Regions from separate parts of the Homo sapiens genome. Here all the other regions are linked to region 3. Evidence: read pairs that join two places in POLR2A ChIA-PET (ENCODE). Cell type or tissue: Panc1. All regions are shown on one strand. Each heading gives the region's core, and the rest is flanking DNA. Links, peaks and the distances in the headings are about the cores only.

What was found. ChIA-PET counts read pairs that join two places held together with the same protein. Peaks named below come from ENCODE experiments on the same cell type or tissue, not always from the same donor. Only the 100,000 strongest peaks of a DNase experiment are listed, where the experiment ranks them.
Region 1: POLR2A ChIA-PET joins it to region 3 with 6 read pairs; 1 of 35 experiments calls an interaction of 5 or more read pairs at or near these places.
Region 2: POLR2A ChIA-PET joins it to region 3 with 7 read pairs; 3 of 35 experiments call an interaction of 5 or more read pairs at or near these places.

What each region holds. Positions count from the first base shown.
Region 1 is chr6:142,152,858-142,157,857 of GRCh38, forward strand. The region is part of intron 1 of VTA1 (vesicle trafficking 1); the gene reads left to right. Among named protein-coding and RNA genes, the nearest start is that of VTA1, 8.1 kb to the left of the region's middle. RefSeq lists an enhancer at 2,782-3,409. In Panc1, for the core only: CTCF peaks have their summits at 3,750 (motif pointing right) and 3,951; no DNase peak of the experiment used is centred there; H3K4me3 peaks cover 377 bases; H3K27ac peaks cover 4,593 bases.
Region 2 is chr6:142,390,437-142,395,436 of GRCh38, forward strand. ADGRG6 (adhesion G protein-coupled receptor G6) reads left to right here. Exons shown (of 25, transcript NM_198569.3): 8 at 2,512-2,564; 9 at 3,460-3,522. Among named protein-coding and RNA genes, the nearest start is that of ADGRG6, 91 kb to the left of the region's middle. In Panc1, for the core only: no CTCF peak of the experiment used is centred there; no DNase peak of the experiment used is centred there; H3K27ac peaks cover 3,228 bases.
Region 3 is chr6:142,326,826-142,335,212 of GRCh38, forward strand. All of the region lies in intron 2 of ADGRG6 (adhesion G protein-coupled receptor G6), which reads left to right. Among named protein-coding and RNA genes, the nearest start is that of ADGRG6, 29 kb to the left of the region's middle. RefSeq lists a silencer at 7,547-7,841. In Panc1, for the core only: no CTCF peak of the experiment used is centred there; no DNase peak of the experiment used is centred there; H3K4me3 peaks cover 1,237 bases; H3K27ac peaks cover 5,000 bases.

The DNA.
Region 1 (5,000 bases), core at 1-5,000, 180 kb before region 3:
GTATTTTGCTAAACTACTTGCTGATTCATAAAAGCTCCATGGGCTATGTGCTACCCTCTGCCAGGAATCCTTCTGCATTCCTATTAATTTGACTAACTTACTGACTCAGTGCAGATTTTACTTCTTACAGATTATTTTTCATGACCTCTTAAAGATGATCTAGAAATTGTTCTTGTGTGCCCCTCATCACATGTGTTATAATATAAACATCTGTTTATCTTTCAATCTTGATTCTCCTGGAGGACAGGGATTATCTTTTTCTTTTTTTACCACCTGACACATAAATGGAATTTACAAATTCTTAATGAATGCCTCCTCTCTAAATATTACTAATAGTCCACTAAAATGTAAACTCTATGAGAACAAGAAGTATGTCGTGTGATGATCATTGAATGTCCACCTCCTAATATAGTATCTAAGACATGTTAGATAACCTGTAAAACTTATCTGTCGATTGAGTAAACAAACTATACAGTAATTCATAGCTTTTTTTTTTAATGTTCTACCACAAATCAATGACAAAATAGAATGGAAACAATCCTAGTACTCTAACTCATTACCTTACTATGTTTATAATGAATTTTAGATTGAGTCATAGGTCATATTATCATATGATTTACACCTTGTGCCCTATCCTTTCTAGTATTTATATCATTTCCAAAAATGATTCACTTCTGGCCTTAATGGGAATTTTCTAGTGTTTTATCACTTTTTAAAATTACCTTAATATTCCTACATTTCGAAGTTGGTTGGTCTTTTGTTTTCTTTTTAAATCAGGAATGAATGTTGAAATAATGTATATCAAATTACTTTTGGCCGTCTATGGAAATGCTAATAGGCTTATTGTTTATGTGTTTGAACTTTTTAATGTAAGTAGCAGCAAAATAGTAAATTCTCTCATATTTGAAACATCCCTCCATTTCTGGAAAGAATCCCATTAGTTTTTGCATTTTCTTTTAATTAAACTTTTTCTTTTGAAATAGTTGTAGGTCCATGTGCAGCACATGTAGTTGTAAGAAATATTACAGAGAGATTCTGTGTACCCTTTACCCAATGTCCCCCAATGATAATATCTTGCAAAACTATAATAATGTACCATAACCAGAATATTGGCATTGGTACAATTCACTGGTTTATTCAGGCTTTGTCAGTTTTACATGTATTTGTGTGTGTGTGTGTATATTTAGTTCTAAACAGCTTTGTCAGGTGTACATTCCTGTACCCATTACCATAGTCAAGATAGAGAATAATTAAGAATTCCCCTTGTTGCCCTTTTATTAATATAACCTGCCTTCTCCTTTTCGCTACCTCACCCCCATCCCCTGGTAGCCAGTAACTTGTTGTCCATTTCTAAAGTTTTATCATTTAAAATGTTCTATTAAATGAAATCATATATAAGCTTTTGGGATTGGCTTTTTTCATTTGGCATAATCTCTGGAGATTTATCCAAGTTTATTCCTTTTTTAATGCTCAGTAGAATTTCACCCTATGTGTATACTACAGTGTAACAGTTTAATCATTGAAGACATTTAAGTGTTTTAAATTTGTGACAATTATGAATAAAGTGAATATAATCACGTATAGTTTTTGTGTGACCCTAGTTTCCATTTCCCTGGGATAAATGCCCACAAATTCAGTTGCTAGATCATATGGTAATTGCATGTTTAGTTTTATAAGAAGCTGTCAAACTGTTTTGCAGAGCATCTGTACCATTTTACACTCTTATTGGCAACACATGAATAAGTGATAGAGTTTCTCTTCATTCTCACCAGCATTTTGTGTCACTATTTTTAATTAGTCATTCTTAATAGGTACAGTGATATCTCATTGTGGTTTTAGTTTTTATTTCCCTGATAGCTAATACAGTTGAAAACCTTTTCATGTGCTTATTTACCATATGGGTATCATCTTCAGTAAAATGTCTTCATGTTTTTGCTCATTATTTTTGAGTTTGAGAGTTCTTAATATATTATAGTTACGTTATCATTTTGAGATTTTTAGTAACAGCGTTACTCTGGTTTCTTAGATATTGTTGAGAAAATTACTCCTTTTCCTCAAATGTGAGTTGGATTAAAAACGCAAGCAGATTTACCGCTTTCTTTAGATTTAAAAAAATCATTGATACAGCAGAACTTTGTGCTTTTTTATATTTCTCAATTTCTTCCATTAGAAAAATATTTTCCTCTTGAGCCATTCTTGATATAGTAGTTTTCTAGAATATCTTTCATTTCTACTGTATTTTGAAATTTATTAGCTAGAGTTAAGCATTCATCCTAGTTAGTAATAAATGTAAATTAAAGTGGAATAACAATTTTTGACTGTAAAAATATGACTCAGTACAAATGAGTACGCGTTCAGATCCTTGCTGACATGGCTGTGTGATTGGTACAAAGTTTGGAAAGCATTTTGGCAAAATGTAGAGTATCTAATTCAGTAATTCCAGTTTGGGGAAACGTGTTCAGGAAATAACTATACATTTAGTAAGACCTTTATGCAGAATTTCCTGAATGATTATTTATACATTTATGATAAGCTCAAAATAACCTAAAATATATATCATTATGGAAATGGTTAAGTAAATTATGTTATATCCACTGCATAGAAAGTAATGTAATTGTTTAAACATTACAAAGCATCTTTTATAACGTGAGGGAAGGTTTATATGAAAGTGTGGAATACGGAATTATTATACATGCAGTTCCATATGTCTATCTGAAGAAATCTTTGTCTTCAGTGACCCCTCATGATTTGAGTTCTGAATCACCTTTTGTAGTTTTAATCAAATTAATTTCATTTTGTTACTAGAACATTAGGCACTTGGTTGTCTCCAAGCCTTTTAACATTCTACTTTATCTGCCTTGACACCTCTTCTCTTCCCCACCACACTCACTAGATTTTTATCCTTTGGGTACTAGCTTGAAAGTCACTTTCTCTGGGAGGCCTTTTCTTAAGTCTCCTAGTTTTAAGGTGTTTCTTTTTGTTCTTTATGCCTTGGTGTAGCTTTACCGTAATTGCTTTTTCATTTGCTTGTCTTTCTTCTAGACTGTAAACTGAGGAAGGCTTACACTGTGCTACCAGTTTTTATTCATTTACTCTGCCTGGTAGTGCTAGGCCACTAGAGATATTTACATAATAAAGAACAGGTGCTCAAAAAGTGTTAGCCAAATTGACCTGAATTTTAAGGCAGTTGTGGTCCCTAGAGGGAAGTATGGCCATACAGTTGTCACCTAATAAGGCAGACAACTAGCATTCCTGTAGCTGATTGGCATTTTAACAGTGCTTTCTTTCAGGATGTCTGCCTCACAGTCTTTCTGGTCCTTCTGTTACTAAGTGATAGAACCAAGACTCGAATAAACAAAGTCAGATTAAAAAAAACGGTTGAATGAAAAATTGTTGGTAGTAGCTAGTAATTAGAGAACCAGTTATTGAGTGAGCCACAGAGTAACTGAGGGGAAAGGGACTAGTACAATCCATGGCAAAAGAAAAAGGCAAAAAAGCCAGTGAAAAAATCTCGGAGATTCCCCTAAGTGGAGAGTGGAAAATGAAGGAGATGCTTTCTGTTAATAGTATGTCTCTGAGCTCCATCTCTTTATTTTTCTTTAATGAAGCCGGAAAATATTTGAATCTTTACTAAAAGTGGGCACTGTTAGATAAATATTTTGATTCTGCCAGGTTTGGTGCTGTAGATAAAGCTAAACTCAGAACTTTCCCCTTCCTTTTTCAGTTTGCCGTGAGTAAATGTATAAAATTTCAAGTTTCAATTTTTAAAGCTTCCTCTAGGGGGTGACATTGTAAAGTTAATAAACTTCCAGTTAAAGTATACACACAGTCTCAAGAGTCTTCATTTGTTGATATCATCATCAGAAAATTAAATACAGTATAGTTGTTCAGGAAGCTGTAAGTATATATAAAGTTATTTCAGTTCTGAGATGTTACAGGACATACCAGTAGAAAATGTTAATTTAGTGTAAATGCTAAATAACAATGGATTTCTTTATTGATAGATGGTAAACTACATGGATATTAGCATTAACAATCACTTGCTTATGCCTGTACTCCTAGCACTTTGGGAGGCCCAGGTGGGCAGATCACGAGGTCAGAAGTTCAAGACCAGCCTGGCCAATATGGTGAAACCCTGTCTACTAAAAATACAAAAATTAGCCGGGCGTGGTAGCGTTTACCTGTAGTCCCAGCTACTCAGGAGGCTGAGGCAGAAGAATCGCTTGAACCCAGGAGGCAGAGGTGGCAGTGAGCCGAGATTGCGCCACTGCACTCCAGCCTGGTGACAGAGCGAGACTCCGTCTCAAAAAAATGATAATAATAATAACTTGCCTCTTACTATTTTTTGTTGGGTTAATCACATAGAAATTGGATTTTAAATTCATTCAGACAAGTTTAACTAAACCAATAAAGAGAAGCAGTTCCTTTCAGTCTTTGCTGGTTCCTGAATGATAGACTAGAGTCTATAGTCTTATTGCTTGATTACTTACTTTTTTTTATTAATAAGCTTTCTCAGGGTACTTTACTGTAGCATTGACAATAAACACACAGAATGTTGGACTACTGATTTATCCATTAGCCTTCCATTCCTCTTAAGTTTGTTTTTGTGAACATATATGCAAACATGAGTTTTATTTTGTAAAAATTATTTCTTTCCTTTTTGAGTAATGTCAACTCATTTTACATCTCTTTAGAAAAAACCGTAAAGTTGAAGGGGCTGTGGAGTCAGATAACAGATTCTTAACTTTCATTTCTTTTTTGGCATTCATACAGGTTTAAGCATCTTTGATAAGGTTTGTCTTCTATGACAATTATATTTGGTTGTTCAAAGTGGAAGCTTATATACTCTTGAACAGTCAAGGTATATATATAGTAGATTTCAATAACTATGCTTGATATAAGTTCCTACTTTCACTGAAATTCTTCATTGGGCTGTTACATTTACATTTTTTATGTTTTTTTATATTTATTTTTCTGTGGCTTGTCAGATTTTTATGTTT
Region 2 (5,000 bases), core at 1-5,000, 62 kb after region 3:
AAACACAGATGGTATTCATTAGAAATATATGAGTAGATATGTAAGTGAGGTGTTGTCCTTATGCATAGGAAGAGAAGTACATTTGAATAAAGGATAAGAACTGAGCCTAATAGACTATCAATGTCTTAAATAAGAAAAGTATCGCACAAATGGAAATAGATTTTGGTGGCAACAGGTATCTGTATTTCATATTAGATCCATGTATTTTCTGCTATATTTTTAAATAGATTATTTTAAAAATTGTTTGAATGTTTGATCAAAACCAGCAAGTATGAAAAGACGCATTATGAAAGTCTTCCACCCATCCTTGCTGCTCATCTGCATGGAACCAACCCAATAACCAACAGCAAATAGGAAATCACTATTAGTTTTCTCCGCTTTTTTCCAGATTTCTTTGTGCACATGAAAGAAAATTAAACTATAGATTCTTATTTTCCTTCTTTTTTACACGAAAAGTAGTATACTTTACATACCGTTCTATACCGTACTTATTTTTATTGTTGCCAGATTTGCAACATTAGAGAACTACATGTTTTTTTTGTTTTGAAAAAACAATGCATAATATTTCATTATGTGGCTGTTCAGTCATTTATTTAGCAGATCTTCTGTTGATGGACAGTTAGGCTGTAATTTATTTAACCAGTATCCTATTGGTAAACATTTTGTAGTTTTCAATTTAAAAAATTTAACATTTTATTTTCTTCTTTTTCTTACAAATACAACACATGGATTTTTTCATTTTCTTCTTCACAATAACAATCTCAATTTTATTTTCCATAGGTTTCTATTTTTTCTATTATTTCATTTCCTACCTACAGCATACTGTGAGACTTTGTACTTCTTTTTATATATAATGCTGTTACAGTTCAAACAATTTTTTTAATTGAGTCACTATACATTCTGAAATAAGAAAAATGGGTTTTCATATATATTTGGTGTTTGATAAACGTGTCTTTGGTAGCAAAAGAAAGTTTACGCATTGAGAGGAAGTGGTAGCTACACACACACACACACACACACACACACACACACACACACACACAGAGACATCTATATATATTTGAAAAATAACTGATAGAAAACAGTCTTCATTTTAAAGGCAGTACTCTTTAAAAAAAAGTTGACCATAGGTAACAATAGTAGGTAATTAACTCTGTTACAAAGTTGGTGAGAAAGGTGAAATCCTCTACTGAAATAAAAGAAAAATACTACGTTTGATTTTTGGGAATGCCACATTGAGATTAGTAACTCATTCAAATACTAGGAGATGTTTAACCTCTCAATGGAGAGAGCAGGCTGCAGAAAGAGTATATTCTTTCTGTGTATCCCATTTTCTTTCCAGAGTTGTTCTTTTTGTTTAAAGTTAGAGTGATTTCAGAAGATAAAATTCTTTATTTTCATTCTCAAATAAGCTACTGTTAGCTTATTTGTGCAAATAATGGGTAATGTTATTAATCTAAATTTAGCATTCACTAGAAAGTTTGTGCTAGATAAGGTATAAGCTTACATTTATATTTACTTCATGCATGGTTTTCAACATAGCTTTATTCTCATCTGCAGCTAAACTTTACTAGACATTTTTGTTTAAAATGCAAGATACCAAAGCAGATACTTGATAACAGAGAAAATATAAATAGTGTACCTGTTTCAAATTATTACTATTTACAATTTTAAAATAATTTAACATTTTTTTTGCCAGGATTCCCTAAAACTTACATTCAGTTTTAGAAATGCTTAAAAGAGAGGCTAAATGTGTGTATGAAACAAGGCCTAAATCACTATTCGGAGATGATATGTAAATAGGAGTCTCTCATGTCAGTGAGGGAATCTCGTTTTGCAGTTGTATGGGAAACTGCATCATAGAAGCTTCTTTATATTGGAGGAATCCATTGCTTCATTAAAAACTCTTATGCTGAGACCATAAAGACTGCTAAATAACCACATAATAAATACATAGTTCCAATAGTATTGAACTTATTTTATTTTTTTAATTTATATTGTTAATTTATAATTTTTCTTATTACTAATATTGTGAGATGGTAATTACTAGAAAAATGTTTAGTGTATCTTAGTGTTGTTAAATGAAGAATAGAGAAGATATTTATTGCAAATCTTCTTTAATATGAGGGCTAGAGAGGAAATGATAGTTTTCCAAACAGACAGACTTGGGTTCCAATCTGGCATCTGCTACTGCTTACTTGGGTGATCTTGGGCAAACCATTTCTTATCTGTGAAAGCTCAGTTTCTTTATATATAAGACTATGGGGTGTGTGGGGATAATACCTATTTCATTGGTTGTTGTGAGGATTGAAAGGAATAACATTTATCAAATTCTTGGTATACAGTGATCCATTAACTGTTACAATGATCCATTAACTGTTCACTCCTCCAACTCTTCAGGATTTTCCCAGGGTCTTATCTCAGTAACAACTTATGTTTTAGGTAGAAACTTGAATTAGATATTTTTTAAAGGTATTAGCAAAACTCAGCCTTTTCCATTGTGTTTTCCAGCTCAATTCAACCTTCCAAAATTGGAACTACACGGTTTATGTCGTTAATATCAGGTAAGACAGAATAAATTATTTGATAAATTAAAAGTAGTGTCTAATTTAATGCTACTATTTGTCTCTCTGATTGTACCAAAATATACATACAAATACACACACATAGCTACTATATACATAATCTTTCTAAAACAACTGTGTATTAGTTCATTGCACAAAAAACCTCCATGCTGCAGCGATGGTTTTAAACTGTTTTGATCATGCATTACAGTTAATTTGTATTTGTTTTAAATCATGTTATAATGTGTCAAAAATTAAAATCGGATAATTAAATATAAATAGAAGTTGTTAGTTTCTTCTCACACCCTGGTGGATCACCTAGAGCACCCCCTGGTTGTGTGTACCCATTTCAAGACCACTTTTTTTTCCAGATCTAATTTCGTACATCGACAGTCTGTCTGATTGCAACCTAACTTTTCGAAATTATCCTTCACTGTATTTATATTTAAATCCTCCACTATCTTCAGCAATTTGTATTGTCCATATATCCTCCTGTGTACCTTGTTTTCATAGTTCTATACCTGAACTAGTTTTCTAAAGTGTATGTCATGACCCCTAAACATATATTCTGTGAAGATAAGAGATTTAATAACACAGAACAGGTGTCAAATTGTCATATAAGTTCAGGAAGTACGTTATTGTACAAACTGAAGCAGATTTTTTTATCAGAACGTCTCAGTTTCTTTAGTGTAATAATATGAATTGTGAATCTTCAAAACAGAGCAAAAGCACACAGTTGCCTAGCTTTCTGAAAGAAGCTAGAACCTCAGGACACACATTTGAAAATATTGGCTTAGAATTCCCATTCTGTCTCTTTATTTCAGGTCCCCAAATTTTATTGTTGATGATGTAGTTGGTGAGGTGGATTAATGAATATATGTATTTGTGTTTTTAGTTTTCACCTGAGTGCTGGAGAGGACAAGATTAAAGTCAAGAGAAGCCTTGAGGATGAGCCAAGGTAACAGGACAAAGTATTGTAAAGAGTATAACATTCTTTCTCTTGCTCACTACTTTATCTGGTAGAGAAATGAAAACAATTAGATAGGAAAGAAAAACTTAATCACATAGCACAGTTATTTCTTTAGCACTGCTGTACACTACTTTTTTCTTGTAGTTAAAACTGTAATGTAACAGACTGGGTAGTAATGTATATCCAATGAAAAATAATTGAGAAATAGGGCATTTAAAATGGATGGATTATTATTTTTAGTATTTCCAGTTTATTTATCATAACCCATTGCCTCTTACTTGAAATTGCAAAGGTACCTTCAAAGAAAATAGCTTTAAATAAAGTGTTTATATATGATAACATCTAATAATATGGATAATAGATGCCTAAATGTTTTCAGCATTTAAAGCTATTAGTTAATTTTCTGAAGTCTCCCTTTTAATATTTATATCAGGATCATGCCTTAATCATGCAGGTAATTTAATGGATATGTCCAGCATATATGACCAGTTGGCATGTAAGGACCAAATGTTCAGAGTACTGTAAAACAAACAAAAAAACCCTAAATTTCCAAATGGAATAAATTTAGTTGTATTTAGGTTATTCAGGTCATGTATTGCATCTCTGTAGATTTTTTTTTTTTTTTTTTTGAGACAGAGTCTCACTTTGTCACCCGGGCTGGAGTGCAGTGGTGTGACCATCACTCACTGCAGCCTTGAACTCCTAGGCTCAAATGATCCTCCTGCCTTAGCCTCCTGAGTAGCTGGGGCTACACACATGTGCTAGCATACCTGGCTAATTTTTAAAATACTATTTTTGTAGAGACTGGGTCTTGCTATGTTGCTCAGGCTCATCTCAAACTCCTGGCCTCAAGTAAACCTCCTGTCTCAGCCCCCCCCAGAGTGCTGGGATTACATGTACAGGCGTGAGATGTCATATCTGGCCTCCATACAATTTTTTAAAAATTTGTTGTGAAGCAAAAGTTTCTATAAGTCTTGCTGGATCTCAATAGACTGAATTAAATCTTATGGATATACAGCCCTGATGACGGAGCTTGCTTCTTTTCAGGTGATATCTTCTTACTATGAAAAGATAAAATTTCATATGAGAATTGACCAGAGAGCTTTTTTTTTCTTTTCAACACTAGAAAAACAAATGTTTTGAAAGTTATATTGAAAGATGTCATTTTTGTATACATAGTAAATGGACTGGATTGAGCCATGTGATTAGGGAAACTTGTTTTTATTTTCTGGTATTATAATTTTTTCTTTATGATATGAAAACACAGTAGTATATTTCAGTACTGTATTCTTGAAGGTGACAGAACTCTTCTCCACTATTTAACCAAATAATTTTTTTCAATCCTTTCTGTTAGGTCATATTGCATCTTCAGTAATGGATCCAGCAGCAATCAGGATCCCTTTGCTGGACACTTTGTGTAGCAACTGGGACAGCCCTGGGTTTGGTAGATATAGCCAATGGTATAC
Region 3 (8,387 bases), core at 1,646-6,645:
GCTGGCTCTGAACCCTTTTTGTAGACTTGTGGGATTTATATTTGCATACATTTGCTTTTTATTTGAAAATCTTTTTACTTTAAGAATCCTTTTAAGATTAATTGACACAGATCATTCTTTCAGAAACTGATGGCATCCAGAAAACGTTTAGTACATGATTTAATGATTTAGTACCAAATCATGGGTATTGTGAAAGTACCCAAGATAATTTCTCATCTTGGTCTGATTATGAAAGACTAGTATTCCATCTTGCTCCAGTACTTTGTTTGGGTGTGTATGCTTTATTAATTAAGTTGTTTTTAGATGTAATGCAGTTGTCAGTGGGGTAATATGACTTTTCTAAAAATGTTTTAATTTTTAAAGCCTCATAAAATAAAGAATGAGGCAAATGAACCATAGATTTAACTTAATGATAGGCAAAAAGATAAAAAGAGGAATTCATTAAAAAAAAAAAGTCTTTGGGGACTAGGAGGAACTGGAAGTACCATAACAGCAACTTTCTGTGTAAACTGGAAAATCTTCTCATTCAAACTTAACACATGGAGTTCACCGTCTATATTAGGAAATGTTTTGGAACACAGTGTGAAAATCAGCTGTAGCAAGAAACAGATTTTAATTAATACAGACATAGAGTAAACCTCTGAGGCTGAACATCGTTATTCAATTCAGTTGGAAGATAAGCTACTAGATATTTATAGGAAATGTGTATTATCATTTCCCTCATTGTGTAGCACCAGAACTCTTCTACCTGCACCTGATGGCTTCTTACCTGTCATCATTCCACTTCCCTTTCTCTGCAAGAGTATTATGTAACCAATCTTTATTCATCCTATTTGGGAAGTCAGCTATTTCTATAAAGGGTAAGCTCTTTATCAGTTTTTTCACTGAATTCCCTTCCATTTACTCCTCCACTTTTTTACAAATCTTTTGAGTTGAAATATGCCTCCATGACTCATTGTAATGATCAGTAATCATAAACTAGTGTTAACATTTAATTTTTTTGAAAGAAAACAAGAATCCTACATTTTGAGATTAAATCAAATTTGATCAATATCTCAATAATGTTACTTTATTTTGCATATTGTTTCTTGGTGTGTAATTTTTTTTTCAGTTACTTCATCAGATTCTTACAATTTCTCCCTCCTTCCCAAAAGGCAAAAGAATTATTTTTCCTACGTTACAGATAAGGAGACCAAAGTTAGGAATACTTAAGTGCCAGCCCTATGGGAAAACAGAAACAAAACAGAACGCAGTTCTTCAGACTCTTAGTCCTTAGTCATTGTTTTTTCCATTATCTTGGAGGTAAACCTCCAAAGGGCCCACCAATATCAAGCAAAGGCTATGGAGGTTTACACCTCCTTACATGCTTATCCTTTTGTTTTGTTTTGTTTTTTTGAGACAAGGTCTTGCTGTGTTGTCCAGGCTGAAGTGCAGTGGCATGATTTCAGCTCACTGCAACCTCTGCCTCCTGGACTCAAGCCCTCCTCCCACCTCAGCCTCCTGAGTAGCTGGGACTATAGGCACACATCTCCATGCCTGGCTAATTTTTGTGTATTTTGTAGAGATGGTGTTTCACCATGTTGCCCAGCTGGTCTCGATCTTATGAGCTCAAGTGATCTTCCCACCTTGGCCTCCCAAAGTTCTGGAATTACAGGTGTGAGCCACTGGGCTGACCTGCTTATCCTTTTCTGATTCCATTTCTTTCATCTTGATAGCCAGGAGTCAGGTTGTGTTTTTTAAATCTAATTATAGTTCAGTAATTGTACTCAACAAAATTTCTTCTATTATGTTTCAATTATAAGTATTGCCAGAGAGTTTTATACCAGTGGTTTTTCAAGTGAAGTCTGGTCTTGGAACCAACAGTAGAGTATCACCAGGGAATGCCATAGAAATGCAAATCCTTGGGCGTCATTACAGACCTACTGAGTCAGAAAGTCTGGGGTAGCGCTCATTGACTTGTGTTTGCCCAAGCTTTCCAGGTGATTTCGATGTTAGCTAAAATTGGACTGTTTTAAACTCTTAATCGATGAAATTGACATTGAGGTAAATTGTAGTTTAATTTTTGTCCTGAGCTACCTAAAAAGTCTGTCCAGCATTTATAATATTTTTCTTACTTATATCCACATCCCCACATTGGCTCCCTGAGATGGTAGTAGAGTATAATGGTTCAGTGTGTGGGCTCTGAAGATGAACTGTAAGTTGGAATACTGGTGTTATTACTTACACTTCATATGGGCCCTGGAAAAGTTACTTCTCTGTGAAATGCAGTCATGGTACTTCCTGCCTTCTGAGGTCTTTGTGATAATTAAATAAGTAAAATGTTAGCTATAGTTGTTATTATTTAGCACAGTTATTTGCACAATGAATCATGAAGTATTGTTTTGGAAAGTAATATTTTAAGTTTCAACCAAGGACTTTAAAAATGAACTTTTGGGGAGACAACCAATTTGGGAGAGTTTCTGGGGTAATATATAATCTTCATGGCTCATTAGCCATATTTTTTCCTTTCTGAGTGTTGTTTGCAATTTCATTTTAATAATTTATTAGTAACTAAAAGTAGCTATAAAGAAGACATTTATGCCAAAATATTTGAAGGTTATTTTCTTCATTTTTCTCTAATATTTTCACTTTTGAAAGGGAAGAAAATAATTGTATAAGCATCAGCCATCTTCTGCAGCCTTTTGCATCTATTTTGTTACCTTACGAGATCATCACAGTCCTTACTAAAACAAAAATTGTCACAACGTGAGTGAATTTAATATAAACTAGCATTTCCCCCTTCCCTTAGTGAATAATCATTGTTTGTAGAAAAAGCTCCCATCATTGAGTCATGTTTGTGATCAACACAAAGGGTAAATGAAAGGACCTTAGAGTGGTGAATAGGTATTCCTGCCTTGAGGGTTTCTTTTTCATTTAAACATTGGTGTACAAATACTTCAGTAGCTAATGCATTCTTGGTTACTCCTTAAGATATCTTATTCTTCTCTAAGTTTTTCTAATTGCAGTGCAATGACAACAGTCACATATCTGCCACTTATAGGAAGGGAGTAGAAAAGGAGGAGGCTGGGAAGACAGCTGTGTAAAGGTGAGATACGTGAGCACTGATGAACTTCACTCTCCACTGCAGCCCATATATAGCCTGCAGTTGTGTGCTTCTTTATTTTAGTCTCTACTAGGCTCTGGCAAGGAAAACAACATATTCTGCTGGAAGAAATTTTTCATTTGCCACTGCAATTTTTTTTTTTTGCCACTGCAATTTTTTTTAAAAGGGAGAGGTTAAGAATTAGGTGGTATTTGGTTTTCTGTTCGTGTGTTAGTTTACTAAGGATAATGGCCTCCAGCTCCATCCATGTCCCTCCAAAGGACATGATCTCGTTCTTTTTAATGGCTGCATTGGATCAGGAAAAATAACTAATGGGCTTAATACCTGGCTGATGAAATAATCTGTACAGCAAACCCCCGTGACCCAAATTTACCTGTGTAACAAACCTGCACATGTACTCCTGAACTTACAAGTTAAAAAAAAATGAAATAAAATGTGGAAAAAAAATTCGGTGGTGAAAACATTTTTTTCTTGATGTTATTCTCAGCCAAACAAGCTCATGCAAGCCGGAAAGATGTGGGAGTAAATATGGCAATGCCATTCATTAATCATGAAAACCATATTAAGGAAAGGGCTTCCCCTAACCCTCAATGTAATATACTAGGTCACCAGATCCATTTTTAGATTCAGAGATTTCTGTTCTCTGTTCAGAATCAAGAAACAGATGATGTATTACAGTTTTGCCTTTCCCTTCAGGAAGAGGAATAAAATATGCTTGAGAAGAAGATGGATTTGATTTTCTATAACCTTATAGTATGGAATGCATTTAGTGGGCTGAAAGTTGCAAATATTGTATATGCCTTTTCCCCTGATTGTCATTAATTTGGGGTTTTGAGGAGGAGGAATTTACAACTTACTCTTTCCATTTTCAAAACCAGAGTATAAAAACATGCTCTTTCGACCTTGAAAAATTGATTTTCAATTTATTATACATCAGAGGAACTATAGCCAATATTTTTAGAGTATATAATTCTTTCCCATGTAAACAAATTCAGAATTGTTTCTTTAAAAAAAAAGCTTTTTAAGCTTCATTTATATAACTGGACTTGAGGAACAGTTTTTCTATGGGAACTCAGAAGCAAAACTTGCCTTTGCCTGAAGTCACCGACTGGGGCCCAGGGAAGCCAAAGCTCCTTTGGAGTTGAGGTCAGACATGGCTGTATGTGACATGGACATTCTATGGAATACAGCAGGGTAGAAAAGAGTTAAAAAAAAAAAAAACTATCAAACTAGTGTTTTTCAGTTGTCCTGGACTTTTTAGTGTTTCCCCACTAAGGTCTAACCTTTGCCATCTGTATGCTTTTAGATCTGAGAAGATATGCTGCCTCTTTTTTTTCACTGCCCCTCCCCTCTGAATCTTATGGCTCCTTTAAAGTGTATAGTTCAAAGAAAAGCCACAGTGAAAAGAGCTGTGTCTTTTTAGGCCTAGTGAGACATATCCTGCAGCCCATGGGCTTTGTGTGAGGCTTTCTGTGATCTCATCTTGCAGAGTCAGAAATGAAAAGAGATTCTTCTGTTCTGTGTCTGTCGGTATAATCATCATGCTGTATGACGAAAATGCAGTGGGAACCCAGCAATGACATGACCCTCTGAAAAGGGTACTTTAAAAAACTTTTTAGAAATATTGTTAACTTGATCTCATTTTGCTTTCCTTGATGAAAATAGTCCTGAAATGCAGTGTTATTTACAGAATGTAGATCTAGATTGTTACTTTTTTAAAAGCAAAAATATTGATTACTGTTGGCAGTGTTAATGGAATAGAATAATGAAAACTATTGCCTTCTCTGTTTTTTTTGTAAACGCTCTTTTTTTGTTTAGTGTATTTGTGACTAAGTAGGAAAATACGTGTCACTGCTTGCTAGCACCCCCTCACTCCCCTCATTAACTAATCATTTTCATTCACAGCTTGTGGAATTTGGCATGTTTTCATGTTAACTTTTTTGTCTAGTCATTAGGCCATCTTTTAGTGAGATGCAAATAAATGTTATCTCAGAAAAGTTAACTGTATTTTTATTAATTCGGTACCATATTGGTATTTTGCAGTAATAACAGCTTTATAATGGGACAATTAAATACAGATCATTAGGTTTTTAGAGTAATATGCTGTTAAATCTAAAATACATATCATTGATACTTCAGAAAAAGAGAAACCATATATAAATATAGGAATGGCTCACAATTCTTCTTAAAGTAGATGGAATGGGATTTAAGATCACAATATAGGTGGCCGCCCCTTTTCGATCACTGTAAAATAACTATACATATGTAGTATATTATTGGTTCTTTTAGTTGTGAAAGATTCGAATACTGAATGTTTGCAGCAGAGAGGCTGACTTACCACATAGTGATGAGTAGGTAGAAAGTCCTAGCATATTAGTGATACCTCTTCTAATTTAATTCACAGAGAAACTTAAGCATATTTAGGTATTAGGTGTCTTTACATAGACATTGAAAGTTTTTTATTTTTAATTATTAAAGTAAATTTTGTAAATTTCTGGCTTGAGACCTCAGTTGGCTCTCTGTTCTCCACTAAATTCGAATTTTTTAACTAGCATGTTTTTTGCTTTTTTTTTTTTTGTGAAGGAAGTCTGGGTTAAGCAGAGTTGACGTTCTGCTGGCTTAGATAATGAGCCACCTCATTCCAAGGCAGTTTCTCTAGGAAATGATTTCCCTTTCTTATAAATCTTGCCATGGGGCTTGGATGTCATGTGGACATAAAACATTATTACTTACCACGCCAAAAATGATAGCTTTTGCAAGAGAGACACAATATAGTAGATTGTGTTTATCTTTTAGACATCTATTGTTATCTTTGGGATTTTAAGTTAGTGAAAATACCCTTCGGCCTTCATCCTCCCAAGCAACAAGTAAAGGACCATAATATGGGCTGAAGGATCGTGGCAGTAAGAACAAGCCAGGAGGAGTTCTTGAATCTTCCAGGTAAGGGCTTCTGTCAGACGCCTGGAAAGTTAAGCACATGGAAGTGCTAGTGTGCAGTTTAGTTATCATCCTAGCCTAAGTACACTAGGAAATATACTGAGCGTAAAAATAGCTTGGCAGTTACTGACTGAGAATTATTTGAACTGTTGCAAAAGCTAGAGTGGAGATGGTCACAGGTTTCCATTATTGAAATGGTGATTGAAATGGTGATAAGTGTGGAAAAGTATAATCCTGTCATGTGCCTTACATTTCAGAGCAAAGAGAATATATGATGCAAGTCTTGATTGAGACAGTATTAAATTATTTTCTTGCTTGAATTTGTCAGTCAGTGACTCAGTTTGATTTGTCATTCAAACTCCTCTAGGGGACAGAATGGGAGACCCAGATGGTTAGAAAAAGAGCACTGTCTGTATGATGACTCCTTTGTTTTAACTCATCACCAAGCATATTTGTTGGTTTTTCAGGGTTATATCCCCTCTGACCCATTGTACTATTTCCCTAAGAGTTTACATATAACATTAGGATCACAAGGTATGGCAGACCTGGACTATCAGCTTGTTTTTCTTATTGATATTAATGTGTGGTGTAGTGAAGACTGAATGTTGCAGTCAGGCAGAATGGAGATGTAATCTCACTTTCATCACTTAAAAAAGTTTTTTTTAGTAGATATAAGGTCTCACTGTGTTGCCCACGCTAGGCTTCAACTACTGGGCTCAAGCAATCCTCCTGCCTTGGCCACCAAAAATGCTGGGATTACAGGCATGAGTCATCATGCCCGGCCACCTTCATCACTTTTGAGCTTCAAGGTCTGAGAATCTGGAAATATTACTTAGGGTTCTTATCTTTTCAAGATGAGATCAATAATACCTACTTCACACTCTGGTGAGGCTGAAACAATACAATAGATATCCATGTCCCTGGTACATTGTAATTTATTATTATTGAGAGATGAGGAAATTGAATCACAGAGAAGTTAATGGATTTGTCCATCATCACATTAGCACTAAGTGGCAGGGAAGGACTTTAATTCCGGCCTTCTGTCTCTAATCCTATGGCTTGTCCACACTGTCATTGCTCTTAATTCAAATATATTTTGGTGAATAAAATCTTTTACCAGGGATGGTATGTGGTGTAAATTACCACTGATAAATGATATCAGATTTTTGTCTGAAGGAAGAAAGTCGGTTTTCCAACAAATGAATGGATATGGCATCTGTTTTATGATAGTTTCAGGATGTTTCCAAGGTTTACCCCAAGATATGAATGTTCAACTTGAAATTCTAGAAATATGATCATTAATGGAAATACAAAGTTCTTAGACAAAAGATGGAAGAAATAATTCAGGAAGGAAGCTAAGAAGAATAACATTTCACATAAAAAGCAGGGAATCAAAAACAGTGTTTGGCTAAAGGAAAAAGGTGGTAAAGACAAGAGAAGGAAAAACAAAACTACTCCACATTGCCAGATATATTACACTTGTTAACACTAGGGAATCCAGGCTATCTATACCATCCTATGCCCCCTAAAACCATGAAGTGAATTTGCAAACATTAACAGATTATAGAAGTGCTGTTACCTAACTCTCCACACGTAGCAGAAGCCCAAGTGCCTGTAGAGTTAGAGCTGGGAGTTATGAGGAAAAGCTACAGGAAGTATGTCTTGGCCCAGAATAAGGAAGAACTTTCTGACAATAAGATGTGCCAACAGTGGAATGGCTTTTTCCCCAAAGTAATGAGCTTCCTGTCACTGGAGAGTCAGGTAGCTGCTAGAAGATTGGCAGGGTTGCAATCAAGGGTCTCTAGCATGAGGTCAGAGTTTGAATCGGGTGAACCTGAAGGTCCCTTACCAAGATTTTGTGATTCTATGACTGTTTTGGTTACACCTTTTTTCTCTTTCATACTCAGTTTTACTGTGTTTCATAAGTATCTTTTAATAAACAGAGGGCAGTACTTAGGCTTATGAAATAAGATGAACTGTGGCAATCCTTTTAAAACAGTAATCAAATGAAATTCAAAATAATATGTTAGAGGGAAATAAACAAAATATAAGATTTTTTGAAAGCCATATTGTTTAAAACCTGTGGGAGTGATTATAAATCTTAATAGAATGAATAAAGGTGATTGGCACTGGACAAAAGCATGTCTAGAAAGAGTTTATTGTTGCATTTAGCAGCATTCTGACAGGAAAGGGCTTACACAGAGTGCAGTAGTAAGAAAGCAAAAGACGTGTTTAAAGAGCTACAGGCAAATATTCTTGTTTATTACAGGTGATCGGAGGATAGTATTGAGAACCAAGAGATCAGAAATAGTGTTAAGTCATGGGGAACCTTGAATTTCAGGTTTAG